Linked DNA regions of Homo sapiens: region 2 is linked to region 1. Evidence: chromatin loops called from intact Hi-C (ENCODE). Cell type or tissue: right lobe of liver. All regions are shown on one strand.

The links. Peaks named below come from ENCODE experiments on the same cell type or tissue, not always from the same donor. Only the 100,000 strongest peaks of a DNase experiment are listed, where the experiment ranks them.
Region 2: it touches region 1 in a loop (2.2-fold over the local background); 85 of 110 quality-filtered maps call a loop at or near these places.

Annotation. Positions count from the first base shown.
Region 1 is chr20:33,281,171-33,289,170 of GRCh38, reverse strand. It overlaps BPIFB1 (BPI fold containing family B member 1), which reads right to left and starts at 5,957. Exons shown (of 16, transcript NM_033197.3): 1 at 5,917-5,957; 2 at 2,983-3,138; 3 at 289-430. The coding sequence starts at 3,097. RefSeq lists enhancers at 6,884-7,384, 7,385-7,885. In right lobe of liver, no CTCF peak of the experiment used is centred here; no DNase peak of the experiment used is centred here.
Region 2 is chr20:32,910,298-32,918,297 of GRCh38, reverse strand. It overlaps EFCAB8 (EF-hand calcium binding domain 8), which reads right to left. Exons shown (of 27, transcript NM_001143967.2): 16 at 6,591-6,818; 17 at 5,434-5,504; 18 at 793-997. Among named protein-coding and RNA genes, the nearest start is that of EFCAB8, 55 kb to the right of the region's middle. RefSeq lists an enhancer at 1-321. In right lobe of liver, no CTCF peak of the experiment used is centred here; no DNase peak of the experiment used is centred here.

The DNA of each region.
Region 1 (8,000 bases):
AACCTCAGGTGATCCACCCACCTTGGCCTCCCAAAGTGCTGGGATTACAGGCTTGAGCCACCGTCCCTGGCCTTGCTCTGGGGTTGTTGTATTAGGGTTCCTGTGTCACTGTCTTATGGTTCTTGTTAACTATTCTGGGAGCTTCTTGACGGAGGGGCTTTGTTTGATCCACTCTTTGTGATCTGACACAAGTCGATGCTTGCAGACTGGTTGACTGAGCATGCAGAGCGTGTCCCGGGCAAAGGTGTGGGAAGGGGCTAGCTCCTGGTGTGGTCCTGCTCCACTCACCAGATGATGTGCTTCAGGACGGTGTTCACCAGGCTGCCCAGCACAGGGATGCCTCCGGCTGGCTTTTCCCGCATGGCACTGAGCAGCGGCAGCTGCTGCAGGATGCTGGTGGCGTTGTGGTCCTTCAGCTCCTGTGTCAGCTCTGGAGGCAGACCCCAGGGATTAGGGCCCAGGAGGAGGGGCAAGAAGGAAGGCTTGGTGGGAGCTCCAGGCTGGGGAGGGGTATCACTCGAGGCTCCCTGAGGTAAGGCGAGGGTGTAGCCATCTCTACTGTGGTGGAGGTCAGGACCAGCCTGCCAGTCCCCACTGTGTAGATGTAGCCTTGAGGACAGTAGCCCAGATGGGTCGTTTTCACATCAGGAGCGAGGCTGGGACCATTCACACCCCTGAGCATTGCCAGCCTCTGTGGGGAGTGTCGGCCACTGCACTCAGCACCTGGACCTGCACTCATCCCCTGAGCCAGTTGCAAGCATTTCTAGGGCCAACAGGCAGGGAACCCTCAAAACTCTGTTTGGGGCTGTTTTGCTGCCAAAGCACACTTGTTAACAATTGTCTGGCATCCATATCCTATGGATGTGTTGTCCAAAAAGCCTCAAGTGCTGAGCAGAGGAAGAAGGAGCCAGGACAGAGGCATAAGTGTCAAGAGCCCTGGGTTCTTGTCCCAGCTGGCTTTTTGTGAGCAGCTAGAGCCCATCTGGCTCATGTGCAGAGCAGGTCAGAAGTGCTGGAGAGCTGATGCCCCAGGAGCAGACTTCAGCCAGTGATTGGTGAGAGTTGGTGTATCAATATCCCAGCTCCCTCACCCCTCAGGCAGGATGGCTCAGATGTGTGTCCCTCATTGTGTATCAGAGCTCCTGGGTTATAGCCTCTCAGCTGCAAATCCACCCACTTTGCCTGCTCTGTGGTAATGGAACTGGGCCCAGTGAATATTTCTTTTTTGCCATTTGGCACAGTGTTAAGCCCTTTCAGTGGAGACTCTGGAGGGGCATGGGGGGGATTCCCTTCATGGCTCTGGTGTGCTTCTCTTTCCAGGTTCCTATGGTGTCACTGCCCAGTGGCTTTTGCTGAGTGAGTTCTGCAGGCACCCTGGCTAGCTTCTAGGCAGTTCCCCAGAGACAGCTTCCCCGTGAGTTAACAGCAGCCCCCTTCCTCCAGGGGCAGCTTCCCAGAGAATTTTATTGGCCCCCTGGCAGGTAGTTCTCCACCCACTAGCGTCAGATTGCCAACTGTGGACCAGCTCTGGCCTGGGACAAGCCAGCAAACTTCTCCACCACACAGTGGGCTTCAACCACACCCTCTACAAAGAGGGCTGGGGAGGATTCTCTACCTCTGAACTTGCTCTGTCCTTGGCTACCCCCTCCATCCCTAGGTTATCCTTTAGAGCTCTGTCTGTTTTCCCTCTTAGCCAATTCCTCATTCTTCCAATCCCCTGGTAATACTTCTTTACATTAAACTTACCTGTTGGCATTTACTGTGTGGTTTCTGTCTCCTGAATGGCCCTAATAGATGCAGTTGCTAGGCAGGACTGAGCTTCAGTCGCCACAGTGGTAACTGGCTTGGACATGCACCCCTCATGGGATGCCTTTCCTTCCCTGCCTTGCCTCCCCACACTCCTGTAGGTGTTTCTGGGGTCACCTTCAAAACCAACCACTTGTACACAACTCCTTATAGGAGAGCCTAAAGCATGGTTGTTCATCTCTAAGCTCCTTCTGGCTGAAATTCCACATGCTTGAGCTTCACAGTGTGGATCCAGGCCACCTCTGCCTCCCTCCAACCTCTCAGAGCCCTCTGCTTCCCGTCCTTACTTGGGAATCCATCCGCTGGCTACAGAGCCTGTTGGTCCCACAGGACCTGCCCCTGCCCCTCTGGCCATGACCCAGGCCCCTAGTCCCCCTGAATGCAGAGGTCTGGTCCTCTAAGTGCTCAAGTGGCCTCCAGAGCTGACAGGTGAGTCCCCTCTAAGGGGATGAGACTTTAGAGTAGTCGTTCTCCACTGAGATGATTTTGTCCCCTAAGAGATATTTGTCAATGTCTGGAGACCTTTTTGGTTGTCACAGTTGGGTTAGGGATGCTGTTAAACATCCTAAAGTGCCCAGGACACCCCCCATAATAAATAGTTGTTTGGTCCACAACATCAGAAGTGCTGAGGTTGAAACCATGGTCATAGCATTCATAAAGCTCTAGTCAATTCCAACCACCCAGTGAGGAAGGCCCTCTTATTTGTGTCCCAAGGTGGAAGCTGAGGCTCAGGGACTGGCCCAGTGCCCCAGAGCTGGAAAGTGATACACTGTGCCTGGGACCCAGGCTGCCACACTTGCAGTCAAGGGTCTCTGCTCTGGGGAGGAGGAGCACACTGGGTCTAACTAAGACGGGGTGCTCTGACGATGGGATTTCAGGTGAAGGCAGTGGGAGAGGCAGCTGCATCACTGCATGCAGTGGCTGCATGCCCCTTCTGCAGGCTGTGGAAACTCAGGGTCTTTGGAACTGTGGAATTTAAGAAGGGGTTCTTGGAATCGTGGACTCTTGAGATCACAGACTCTCCAGACCTTTACAACCTCCCACTCATGTTCACCCACGTTCTGGGATCTCAGCCATGCACATCCCCCGTGATGAGGAACTCTCTCCCTCCTTTGGGAAGCTGCTCCACCTACCCCCTTGTCTTATGGCAGCCAGCTCCGGAGGGACAAAACTTACTTTCTTTGATGACTTTTGGGCCGAGGATGAGAACTGCAGTGGGACTGAGGGTGGCTTGGATCAAGGTGGCTGCCAGCAAACCACAGAGAAGGGTGAAGGTCCACGGGCCGGCCATCTTCCCAGGTGTCAGAGGGCAGCAAGTGCAGGATGCCAGACCTGGGGTGAGCACAGAGGGACCTGAGGCAGAGGGGCCAAGGGCAGGCCCATGATGCCCGGTGACCTGGGGCACGGTGTCCAGGAGAGGCTGTTGAGTGCAGTGTTTAACTGCCTGGGCTAGCTGTGTAGCCTTAGGCAATCAACGTAACCTCTTTGTGCCTCAGTTTTCTTATCAGACAAATGGGGATAATGACCCCAGCTTCCCAGAGTTGAGGGATTAAGTGAGTTAATATCTGGAAAGCATTTAGCACGGTGTCTTTCACATGGTAAGCACTTGGAATGTATTAGCTATTTTCTTTCTTTTTTTTTTTTTTTGAGACAGAGTCTCGCTCTGTCACCCAGGCTGGAGTGCAGTGGTGCCATCTCGGCTCACTGCAAGCTCCACCTCCTGAGTTCACACCATTCTCCTGCCTCAGCCTCCTGAGTAGTTGGGACTACAGACACCCACCACCGCGCCAGGCTAATTTTTTTTTTTGTATTTTTAGTAGAGACGGGGTTTCACCGTGTTAGCCAGGATGGTCTCGATCTCCTGACCTCGTGATCTGCCCACCTCGGCCTCCCAAAGTGCTGGGATTACAGGCGTGAGCCACCGCGCCCAGCCTGTATTAGCTATTTTCTTACAGAAAATCCAGCAACAATGCTCAGAACAAAGAACTTCTGCTTCCCGTGTCTCCCACCCCTCAGTCTGACACTTAAAACCCTCTATGGTTCACCGTCTGCTGACCTCACCTCCTGCTTTCTCTCCCCTTGTTCTAGCAAGTTCCAAGCAGTTGGAAGGTCTCAGAACATACTGTGTTCTCTCCTGTGTCCGTGCCTTTGCTCTTGCTCTTCCTTGCTTCCTGGAATGCTTTTCTCCTCCCATATCTCCCTGATGAACTCCTATTCATCCTTTAAAACCCTGCCAAGATTTGTCACTTTCCCTATAAAGCTTCCCCTGTCCTGCAGACAGGGAACCTGGACCACACTTGGAGAAATGTTGTCCTGGGGCCCAAGACATGAAGGTTGGAGGCAGGAAGGAAATGAGGAGCCAGGTAGGACTCAAAGTTGTGAAAAAGCTCTTTGCTTAATCTGCAATACTAAGGGGGCTGGGGAGGGACTGAATGGCTTCTTGGAGCCAGGAAAAGAAGGGCAGAGAGAGAGAGAGAGAAAGAGAGAGAGAGAAAGGGCCCTGTGGCTCATGCCAGGGAGAGGAGCTTGGGGGTATTCTGGCCCCTTGGCTGCTCTGTCCCCTCCCTCCACAGGGGTGTGGCATCAACATCTGTAGTCCAGTCCTGAGCTCTCCAGCTTGCACCCTGGCTCTGTCTGCCAGCCCCCCATGGAAGCTCCTGCCCCTGTGGACTGTCCTGCTTGGAGGGAGGGGAGACGCTGCAGAGATCTGAGCCCCTCGCTTGGTTCAGCATGTGGATTTCTTTTTGCCAAAGACAAATGTGGCATCCGGATGACATGTGTCTCCTGTGCCCTGGAGCAGTGTGAGCTCTTCTGAGACCCTTGCAATAATGATTCAGCCTCTGCTTCCCTGACCAAGCTGTGAGCTCTGGGAGGGAGGGCTGGGTCTGCCTGCTCCCTGCTGTGTCCCTGGCATCCAGTATAGTGGTTGGCATAGACCAGGTGCTTAATAAATGGCTGCTGAATAATTGCATAGCCTCTGGAAGCCCCGAAAGAATTGGAAATCTGAGCCTGCTAAGCTGAAAAGGTTAGTGTTAGGAGGCCTGAAGGTGGAGGGGAAAATATTATTGGCTTGGCAGCCAGATGAACCCTAGTTGGAGGCCTGCCTCTACCACTTGCTCTGTGATCTTTGACAAGTGACTTACCCTTTCTGAGCCTCCATTTACTCATCTATAAAATGGGGAATAATTATAGTACTTATGTCATAGGCTTTTTGGGAAGATTAAATGAGACAATCTATTTGTGGCCTGGCATGGCCAAGCGTTCAGTAGATGGTAGCTTCCACGATAATTATGACAGGTATTATTACTAATATTGGAGTCAGAAGGAGACACCTTGCAGCCAAAGCCAGAAGACAGAGCTGAACCCCGGCATCCAGGCACCCCTGTGGCCCCACTCCATATTTTCCTTGCAAATACCTTGACTCTGTCTGTCCTGCATTATCTGTACACACTGCTCAGTCCTCTTTGGATCAGAGAAACCCAGGGACCCACGAGGATGGTAGCATCCCTGTTTCCCTCCTGTGGAAAAGACTCTCCTCCCCCAGATCCAGGCACCACACACGCCCCTGTCATATGGCACCTCCTCTCCCAGCCTTTGCTTCTGCTAGTTCCCCTTCGTGGAATATCTTTCTCTCCTCCTTTGCCCAATCGCCTTCTACTCGGCTTTGCAACCAACACATCACCTCTTCCAGGATCCCTTCTTTGACTGTCCTCCACTCCCATGTCCCTGGGTCTTCCTTGGGCACCACATTGTCCTGCACTGGGAGTTCTTTGAGGGACAGAGTCTGCGTCTCATGCTTCTTTTGTCCCAGCACCACCGCAGCACAGCTGGGACAGAGCAACTGGTATGTGCAGAGTGGGTTTATGTCACTAGGAAGAGGTCAGGAAAACACTCAGCCAGCCCCATCCCTTCGTCACTGCCCTTTGGTCCTCTGGGCGAGGGAGCTGGGCATCTCTCTACACCTGGCCCTGACCCTCAGCGGATCCTGACTCACCGAGGGCCCTTCCCTGAGGGCGAGCCTCCCCTGTGCTCCTGACCTGACCCCAACAGGTATCTCTAGCTCAGAACCTTCCTGGCAACCTTGGCTTTCAGCCCCTTCCCTACTTTTACCTGGGCACGCTGGAGTCCTCGGCCCGCTCCTCTCCTCTCCCGGGCAGTGGGTCTGGAAGTCCAACCTTATATCCTGCACACCCCAGCACAGGCTTTGTCTTTAGGCAGAGGCCTCAGACCAGGCCGAGGTCTCCAAGGTAAATATTTGTGGCTTCTGCTGAACCACAGCCCCGCCCGGAGGCAGCCTTGGGACTCCAGCTTCCTGAGGTTTGGAGAAAGGAAGGTCCAGGCTGAGAGAAGCACAGTGCATATAGCAGAATAAGCACTCCATAAATGTGAGTGGCCGTTGCCATTAATATTATTATTGCTTATAATAGGATGAGCCTTTGTAGAGGGATTACAACAATTGTTTAATCCAGATAATCAATTTGGGAAAAGGAAGGAGTAGCCTTACCCACCCCTTATTCCTAAATACATCAAAGATACACATCTCCATCAATTAATTCACCCAGGAGAATAGATTTGAATCCTATTTTTGCCACTGCTTTGCTGTGTGCCCTTGGGCAAGGTACTTCACCTCTCTGGGCCCCAATGACCTCATCTATAGCATGGGGATAATAGTAGCTCCTCCTCATAGGTTGTTAAGAGCATGAGTTGAAGTGCATGCCTACACAGTGCTTAGCATGGGCTTTCATTTCATTCATTCATTCATTCCGCAGCAATTAAAATCTGCTCTACCTTGTCTGCATCTTTAGGAATCTCCATGAGCACTTGTGGACCAAAAGAATAAGGAGGGATGACCATGAACCTAAAGGACAAATGTCAGAGCCCAGCAGGACGCTGTCATCCACCACCTGGGCCCAGGTCTTGGCTCACGCAGCCTGCACAGTCACCCAGAGGTGGGCATCAGCAGCGTTAATGTTACAGAGGGCACCTGAGGCTCAGAGAGGCGAGTGACTTGCTCAAGGTCACATGACCAGGGATTCCAGCTTTGGGACCTGAACCCGATCATCAGTCCAGACCGGACCCTCTTAACCGCCACACTGTCCTTCCCCTGAGACTTCAATTTAGCACTGGAGGTGGTGGTGACACCAACATGGCCTTTTGATGTCATCTGGGGAATTATCCTTGCTACCCAGTTTTTGTCTAGAAGAATGGAATTGTGGTTTAGAGCTGGGATGGCCATTGTTGAATCCTGTCTCCATCTGCAGCAGACAAGTCAGGGGCAGTAAGTGTTCTGAGGTCACAAAGTACGTGGCCAGGCCCTGGCTGGTCTCTTCCTCCTGCTTTTTGACAAGAAGAACAAGGTGAAGAGCGTTTGCTGTCCTGCCATGTTTGCAAACACACCAAAAGCCCTGAATACCTAAAGGTGAGGTGTTTTGAGAGAGCTCTTGGGAGGACCCTGCCGATCCCTTGGGCACATCTCCAGAGAGGCAAATGCCCCTGCTTGGCTTCCCAGCTGGCCATGCCCACTGCCCATGGACAATGACCCTCTGTGCGGTGCTCGGGCCCAATGCCAAGACCTGGGGCCGCATCAGCTCCTGCTTCCTGCCACGTGCTGGGACAGCAAAGCTGGCTGCATCTCTGCAGGCCCATGGTCCCCAGACTCCACACCTGCCCTCAGTACCGCGTGGCCCCTCCTCAGGTTGCTGGCGTCTCTTGGCCTTGGCTCCACCTCTCTTCAGCTCCCAGGCCTTTTTGTGCCGTGTCCTCTTTCTGGAGTACCTCCTTCACCCTCCTGAAAACCTAATTGTGCCCTGTCTGGGAAGAAGCGCAGGAGTGCAGGAGGAAGCCTGTGGAGGCCGACAGACACGGCTCAGATTCCTGCTCCTATACTGACAGCTGTCAGCCTTGGGAAAATTGCTTCTTCTCTATGAGACTGTTTCCTCCATTGTGAAATGGGACTATTTTGAGGGTCTCGTAAGGTCATGAGAAATGCTTGAAACATCAGAGAATTCAGCAAGTGGTAAATTCACACCTGTAATACCAGCATTTTGGGAGGCAAATACTGGTGGATTACCTGAGGTCAGGAGTTTGAGATCAGCCTGGTCAACATGGTGAAACCCTGTCTCTAAAAAAAAAAAAAAAAAAAAATTAGACGGGCATGGTTTTTAGGTGGCACGTGCCTGTAGACCCAGTTACTC
Region 2 (8,000 bases), 370 kb after region 1:
CCAGATCAATGCCAACACCACAGGGCCCTCCAGCCCCCCAGGGCTTGCTTCCCAGAAACCTAGCCCCCTTAAAGGCATCAGACCAGAGCTTCTAACCCCATTCCTGGCCAGCTGCAATGCCCTGAGTACCCACAGGCAGGACACTGCTCCCATGAGGAACTCAAGTCTTCTCATCTGTAAAATGGACAGTGGTTTCCAAATATTTTTGAGGCTACCTTTAATCTCAATGGAAGCTCCAAAGCATAAAACAGATAAAAAGCTGAGCTATTCTGGGGGAAACCCCACCTACCAGAGCCCCCCTGCAGTAGCTTCCAAGCATCTCTCTCCAGTACATTTGGAAAACCCCTGGATGAGGCGGCCCCTAAGGTCCCTTCCTGCTTTGATCTGCTGAGATATGGGAATTTGGAGACTGTATGGGTTTCCTAAGTCCCTGCTGGGGAGCCCACAGTGGTAATGTGTAGTAGCAATGGGAAAGGAGCGAGTAATCTACTAAAGATGGAGGACCAGCACTGCCAGCCTCTGAAGTCAGACTGCCTGGGTTTGGGTCTACTCCTTCTTGGCTGTGTGACCTTAGGCAAGGTGCTTCATCTCCGTGTGCCTCCATTTTCTCATCTGTCCAATGAGGATAATTACAGAAACTACCACCTACCTAACCAAGCTCCCCACCCCATCCAGAACAAGTCGCCATCATCCCTCCTGCTTCCCAGGGTGCTCCCCACCCTCCCTGCCCCACAGGATTCTGGTTCACAGCTGAGAGAAGGGTGGGAGGAGAGTGTGCTCCTGTTAACATACCCTCTTGGGCTGCAAGGGCGAGGGGCTCCTAGAGGCATTGAAGTTGAAGATGGGCTTGAGTGTGCCGGTGTTCCAGAAGAGGATGTCCCCACTGTAGGAGGAGGTCCCAAGGAACTGGTTCCGGTACTTGGCCATGCTCAGGATGTCCTCCGTGTGGTAGGTCTGCCAGTGGTAGCACAAGAGCACTGGCTTGGTCTTGTGGAACCTGTGCATATGGCCAGAGGCAGGAGGGCTGAGAGCTCAGCCTGTAATGCTCCATCCATTGGGGAAGCACTGGAGCCTTGAGGATTCTGGGAGCCGACTCAGAGGAGGATACTCTCAGGTGTCGGAGCTGGGCTGAAGCCATGTCCCATTGACCTCATTTACTAAGCGCTTACTACATGCTTTCTACAAAGGCCCTGTTGTAGGGGCTTTACATAAACTAATCTTACAGATAGTCAATGTGTAATACACCCCCAGTCAGACACCTAGGTAAGGATTAAGGTTTAAAGGGGGGGGGACATTGTGGCCTTACAGAGGTCCCTAAAAAGAAAGGGACCTTGAACATAGTGTGCCTTCTGCCTGGAATGCTCATCCTACCCTAAAGACTTCACAGAGACCCTTCCTTCTCACGCTTCAGATTGCACTCCACCCACAACACCCTCACTGAGCCTTTCCTGACCACCGCCCCCAAGAAGAAATCAGGTTTCCACCCATTCAACCCCCATAGAAACTCCTACTTTTTTTTCACAGCACTGAATATACTTTATAATTATAAATGAAAGTATTAATATTTGATTAGTACCTGCCTTCTTGATACAAACTGAATATTCATATTCTCCAAAAATTTATGTTAAAACCTAATCCTCAATGTGAGAGTATCTGAAGGTGTGGCCTTTGGAAGGTTATTAGGACAGAAGGGCAAAACCCTCATAAATGGAATCAGTGCCTTTATAAAAGAGGTCCTAGGCTAGGCATGGTGGCTCATGCCTATAATCCCAGCACTTTGAGGGGCCAAGGAAGGAAAATCGTTTGAGGCCAGGAGTTCAAGACCAGCTTGGGCAACAGAGCAAGACCACATCTCTACAAAAAAAAATTTTAATTAGCCAGGCATAGTGACACACACTTGTAGTCCTAGCTATTCAGGAGGCTGAGGCAGGAGGATCACTTGAGCCCAGGAGTTCAAGGCTGCAGTGAGCTGTAATTATGCCACTGCACTCCAGCCTAGGCAATAGAGCAAGATCCTGTCTCTTAAAAAAACTAAAACAAAAATAAGAGGCCCAGAGAGATCCCTTGTCCTCTCTACCATGTGAGAAAATGGCCATCTATGAACCAGGAAGTGGCCCTCACCAGTCACTGAATTTGCCAGTGCTTTAATCTAAGAACTTCCTCCAGAACTATAAGAAATAATTTTCTGTTGTTATAAGCCACCTACTCTATGGTATTCTGTTATAACAGCCTGAGTGAACAAAGACAGAAACTGGTACCAGGAGTGGGGTGTTATTGTAACAAATACCTAAAAATGTGGGAAGTGGCTTTAGAACTAGGTAACAGCAGCTGGGCAGGGTGGCTCATGCCTGTAATCCCAGCACTTTGGGAACTGAGACAGGTGGATCACTTGAGGCCAGGAGTTCAAGACCAGCCTGGCCAACATGATGAAACCCTGTCTCTACTAAAAATACAAAAAATTAGCCAGGTGTGGTGGCACACACTTATAATCCCAGCTACCCGGGAAGCAGAAGCATGAGAATCACTTGAACCCGGGACGCGGAGGCTGCAGTGAGCCAAGACTGCACCACTGCACTCCAGCCTGGGCCATAAAACAAGACTCTGTCTTAAAAAAAAAAAAAAAAAGTAGGTAATAGGTAGAGGATGGATGGTCCATGCTAGAAAAAGCTTGCATTGCTATGCATAGACCATTAAGGGTGATTCCAGTGAGGGCCTAGAAAGAAAAGAGGACAGATGCAGAGAAAGCCTCAATATTCTTAGAGAATACCTAAGTAATCCTGAACAGAATTTTGGTAGAAATATGGATGTTAAAGACCATTCTGGTGAAGTCTCTGGTGAAGAAATGAGAAACATGTTATCGGAAACTAGAGGAAAGGTCATACTTGTTACAAAATGGCAAAGAACTTGCTGAATTATATTTGTGTTCTAGTGTTTTGAGACAGGTAGAACTTGCAAGATAAGAAATTGGATATTTGACTGAGCAAATTTCTATGTAACATATTGAAGGAGTTCCTGGTTTCTCCTGACAACTTATAATAAAATGCAACAAGAGACAAATGGTTTAAAGACCAAACTGTTAATCAAAAAGGAAGCAGAATCCAGGAGCAGTGGTACATGCCTGTAACCCAGTACTTTGGGAGGCCAAGACAGGAGGATTGCTTGAAACCAAGAGTTTAAGACCAGCCTGGGCAACATAGCAAGACCCCATCTCTATAAAAAAATTTTTTTTTTAATTAGCAAGGCATGGTGGCATGTGCCTGTAGTTCTAGCTACTCTGGAGGCTGGGGTGGGAGGATCTCTTGAGCCTAGGAGCTGAGGCTGCAGTGAGCGATAATCGCATGACTACAGTCCAGCCTGGGTGACAGAGTGAGATCCCATGTCTTAAAGAAAAAAAAAATGGAAGCAGAACTTAAAAGATTCATCCTATCCATATAGAAAGGAATGAGAAAGGCTGTTCAGGAAAGAACATTGATATGGTTTGGCTCTGTGTCCCCACCCAAACCTCATCTTGAATTGTAATCCCCATATGTTGAGGGAGGGACCTGGTAGGAGGTGAGTGGATCATGGGGGCAGTTTCCCTCATGCTGTTCTCGTGATAGTGAGTGAGTTCTCACAAGACCTGATGATTTAAAAGTGGCAGTTTCCCTTGCACTCTCTCTCCTGCCACCATGTAAGATGTGCCTTGCTTCCCCTTCACCTTTAACTATGATTGTAAGTTTCCTGAGGCCCCCTCCTAGCCATGCACAACTGTGAGTCAATTAAACCCTTTTTTGTCATAAATTATCCAGTCTCAGGCATTCTTTATAGCAGTGTGAAAACAAACTAATACAATCATTAAAGACATAGCCAAGCACTGTTTGATGAGATTAGTATGGATCAGCCAACCCAACAGAAGCCAGTGCTGTTCTCCAAGACAATGAAAGAATGACCCTGAAGGCAACTCAGAGATCATCAGGACTGTCCCTCCCATCACCAGCCCAGAGTACAAGGGCTCTGGGGGCAGAATGGTTTCAAGGGAATGGCCACCAGTGCCCATGGGACCACAGCACTCTACCATCATCGCTTAACTTCACAGGCACCATTCTTCATGCTCCTTGACCACTCTAGGTGTGGCTCCTGTGGACCATGGTACAGCATGGACTGCACTCAGCAGAGCTGGGAGGACATGGCTGCCTCCACCACCTAGATTTCAAAGGACAGGGTCTCCCAGCAGAGCCACAGCCTTGGAATTGCAGCCCCACAGGGCCAGGGGGCTCATGCAGGGAAGTGCCACAGGGGCAGGGCCCAGGCATAGAGCCACCATGGGGGCAAGGCTCCCCAAATCTGTAGGTGTAGGGCTGCCCAGAGTCTTAGGGTTCCAGTCACTTGCCAGGCAAAGCTGCAGGGGCAGAATTGCCACCCCAGCAGGCCTGAAGGGCAGGGCAGCAAGCCAAAGAGGATTATCTTTGAGATTTAAGGTCTACTAGCATTTGCCCTGATGGATTTTTGACTTGCTCAGGACCTGTCCCTCCTTTCTTCTTTCCTATCTCTCCCTTGTGTCTATCCTATGCCTGCCCCACCATTCTATTTTGGAAGTACATAACGTGTTAGCATCACAGGTTCACAGCTAGAGGGGCATTTGCTTCAGAATGAATTGTAGCTTGAGACTCACCCATATTTTATTTAGGTGATATTTAGATGATATTTTGGACTTAGACATTAAAGTTGATACTGGAACAAGTTAAGACTTTTGGGCTATTGGGATGAAATGAATATATTTTGCATGAGAGAAGGACATGAATTTTGGGAAGTCAGGGACGGAATGCCATAGACTGAATTTTGCTCCCAAAATTCATATATTGAAACGTAATCCCTAAGGCGAGGAAATTTGGAGGTGGGGCCTTGGGAGGCGATGAGGTCACAAAAATGGAGCCCTCATGAATGGGATTAGTGCCCTTATAAAGGAGGCCCCAGAGAGATTTCTTAACCCTTCCACCATGTAAGTTTACAGTAAGAAGACAGCTGTCTATGAATCAGGAAGTAGGCCCTCACCAGGCACCAAATCTGCTGGCACCTTGTCTGGAACTTCCCCCATCTCCAGAACTCTGATAAATAAATTTATGTTGTTTATAAGCAACTCAGTCTATGATATTCTGTTACAGCAGCCCGAATGGACTAAGACATTCCCCCACTGAAATAGATACTCCAGGAGGATGAAGACTCCAATATTCTTGTTTATACCCATCCCAGGCACCTAGCAAAAGGCCAAGAATATATTAGCCTCAATGAATAATGAATAAATGGATGGATGAGCAGATGAAGCAATAGTCATTAACCACCACTAACTTCCTGCATGGTGTTCCAACCACCAGGAAAGCCAGGAATGGAGGAACCCATCTGGAGAGAGAACACGCAGCTACTGGAACCTACTCACCATACATGCTTTCTACTCACAGGAAATGAGTGATTCTCTTACTCCATCCTGTCACATAGAACACTTTGTTCATATGGATAATCCCACTAATCTGTTGAAGATGAAAGAAAACAGAACTAGAAAACTTATCAGAGAAAATGGCTCTGGGCCCTAAATGTCTTCCTAAAGGTGCCAAGCAAGAAGTCAAATCTCTGGATGACGAAAATCACCTACAGGTGATACCACCATGTATTTGTCATCATGTTCTCACATCCTATTCCCTCATTTGATGGACTTAGGGGAGTGAGATAGGGTAGGCATCCATGTCCATTTTACAGAGAGGATAGCTGGGAAATGGGCAAGTGACCTGGCTAAGGTCAAGTCACTACTGAGTGATAGGATCTGGAGCAGTACTCAACCCCTGGCATCTTGGCTAAGTACACTTTCTTTCTTCTTCTTCTTTTTTTTTTTTTTTGACAGAGTTTCACTCTTGCTGCCCAGGCTGGAGTGCGATGGCGGGATCTCGGCTCACTGCAGCCTCCACCTCCCGGCTTGTCCTGCCTCAGCTTCCCGAGTAGCTGGGATTACAGGCAGCCACCACCACGCCTGGCTAATTTTTTTTGTATTTTTGGCAGAGACGGGAGTTTCACCATATTAGCCAGGCTGGTCTCGAACTCCTGGCCTCAGGTGATCCCCCTGCCTCGACCTCCCAAAGTGCTGAGATTACAGGCGTGAGCCACTGCCTGGCCAGCTAAGTACACTTTCTGAGTTGGTTAAAGGACTGTGTCACAGAAGTTAGGGTGGAACTGCTGGCTTTGCCCTATGCCACTCCCATGGACTGGCCCTATAATACCATCAGGCATTTCCCAAATAGGGGTGACCATGGGTGGCTGTGAATTAACTGATCCCACTGCTAGAAATGCAATCCAAAGCTCCAGTATGTGGAATGAGAAGTGCTAGCAAATTTAAAGAGCAACAGTAGCTAACCTTAGTGGAAACCCATTAGTCCAGGCACTGTTACCTGTCTTCATTTCATGCATGAGGACACAGAGGCTCAGGGAGGTTTGAAGCCAGGCCACCTGACTATGATGAACACCCTTTCAGAGAGGTACAAAAAATAGTGCATCCCAGGGTCAAAGGAGCTGTGCTTTGCTTCCCAAGAGGCCGTCCCTGGCTGTAATTGACAAGCAAGACTGACCTCCAGCTGTTCCGGACTGGGAAAGGTCAACAGGCATTTGCCAATGTTGTAGTTCCACATCTTCATTGTGCCATCCCGCAAACCTGTGAGCAGGCACCGCTCTGACTCATCCAGGGCCATGGCGGTCATCTCCACGTGCTGGCCCCCAGACACAGCAAACTCCATCGTCTTCCTGCCCGTCACGACCTCCCACACACTCACTGTGCCGCGCAGGCAGCCACTCACCACCTGTAGGGAGCACACAGCTGGGGGCTGCTGGAGAGGCCGGGGCCTCCACTCCCAAGGGTGGTCTCCAGCCTGCCTTGGCCCCTCCCCTCCATCCACTGAGAAAACAGACGTTCAGGGCCCCCTGCTACAGCATAAGCCACTTTTGAAAACAGGACCTCCTCTGCCCTGTATCACAGGGCAGTGCAAACTGGAACGCACTGGAACGTTTGGTGAAGACCTGTTAACTCAGAAATGGCACTTATCAGGATCTAGCCAAAGAAAATAATCCCTATATGGAAAAGACATTACTGAAACAACATTAATCATGACCACCCCGTCAAAAAAATAAGAAATAAACTAACTGCCCCCTAAGTAGGGAACTGTTGAGAATAAGGACAGCCATGCCACTCAATGAAACATTTTGCCACCATGACCATTGTTATAATGCAAGAGTAGCAGGTAAGGCTGGGCACAGTGGCTCACGCCTGTAATCCTAAAACTTTGGGAGGCTGAGGAGGGTGGATCACTTGAGGTCAGAAGTTTGAGACCAGCCTGGCCAAAATGCTGAAACCCTGTCTCTACTAAAAATACAAAAATTAGCTGGGGGTGGTGGTGCATGCCTGTAGTCCCAGCTACTCGGGAGGCTGAGGCAGGAGAATCGCTTGAACCCGGAAGGCAGAGACTGCAGTGAGCCAAGGTCCCATTGCACTCCAGCCTGGGCGACAGAGCGAGACCCTGGCAAAAAAAAAAAAAAAAAAAAAAGTAGCAAGTGAGGTGGTTTCAGACCAACCCTCCCTACTGAGAAGATCTAGAAAAGTTGATAATTTTTTTAAATTTTAAACAAACTTTTTTAAGGTACTGAAGAGCCCTGAGGCAGTGAGAGAGGGTGGTGGCAGGAGCCAGGATGGGAGAGAAGCCCAGAATGGTGAGCTCCAGCCTTGTGCAGCCCAAGGCCACCTCTGCAGCCGATGCGGCGCACCTGTCCAGAGCCTGGGCCAGACAAGAGGTCCCAGTGGGTGGGAGTGAGCAGAGGGCCTCAGGCAGCAGCCCCTCCTATCCTCACACCTCAGAAGCAACTCCTCATGCCCAGCTGCCCTGCCCAACCCAGAGACTCCACGCAGGACCAAGGTGCTGCCTGCTGCCTGGGCCTCCGTCCCTTCCTACAATGAAAAAAGCCAAGTTATGGCTTCCCTGCAAAGAGAT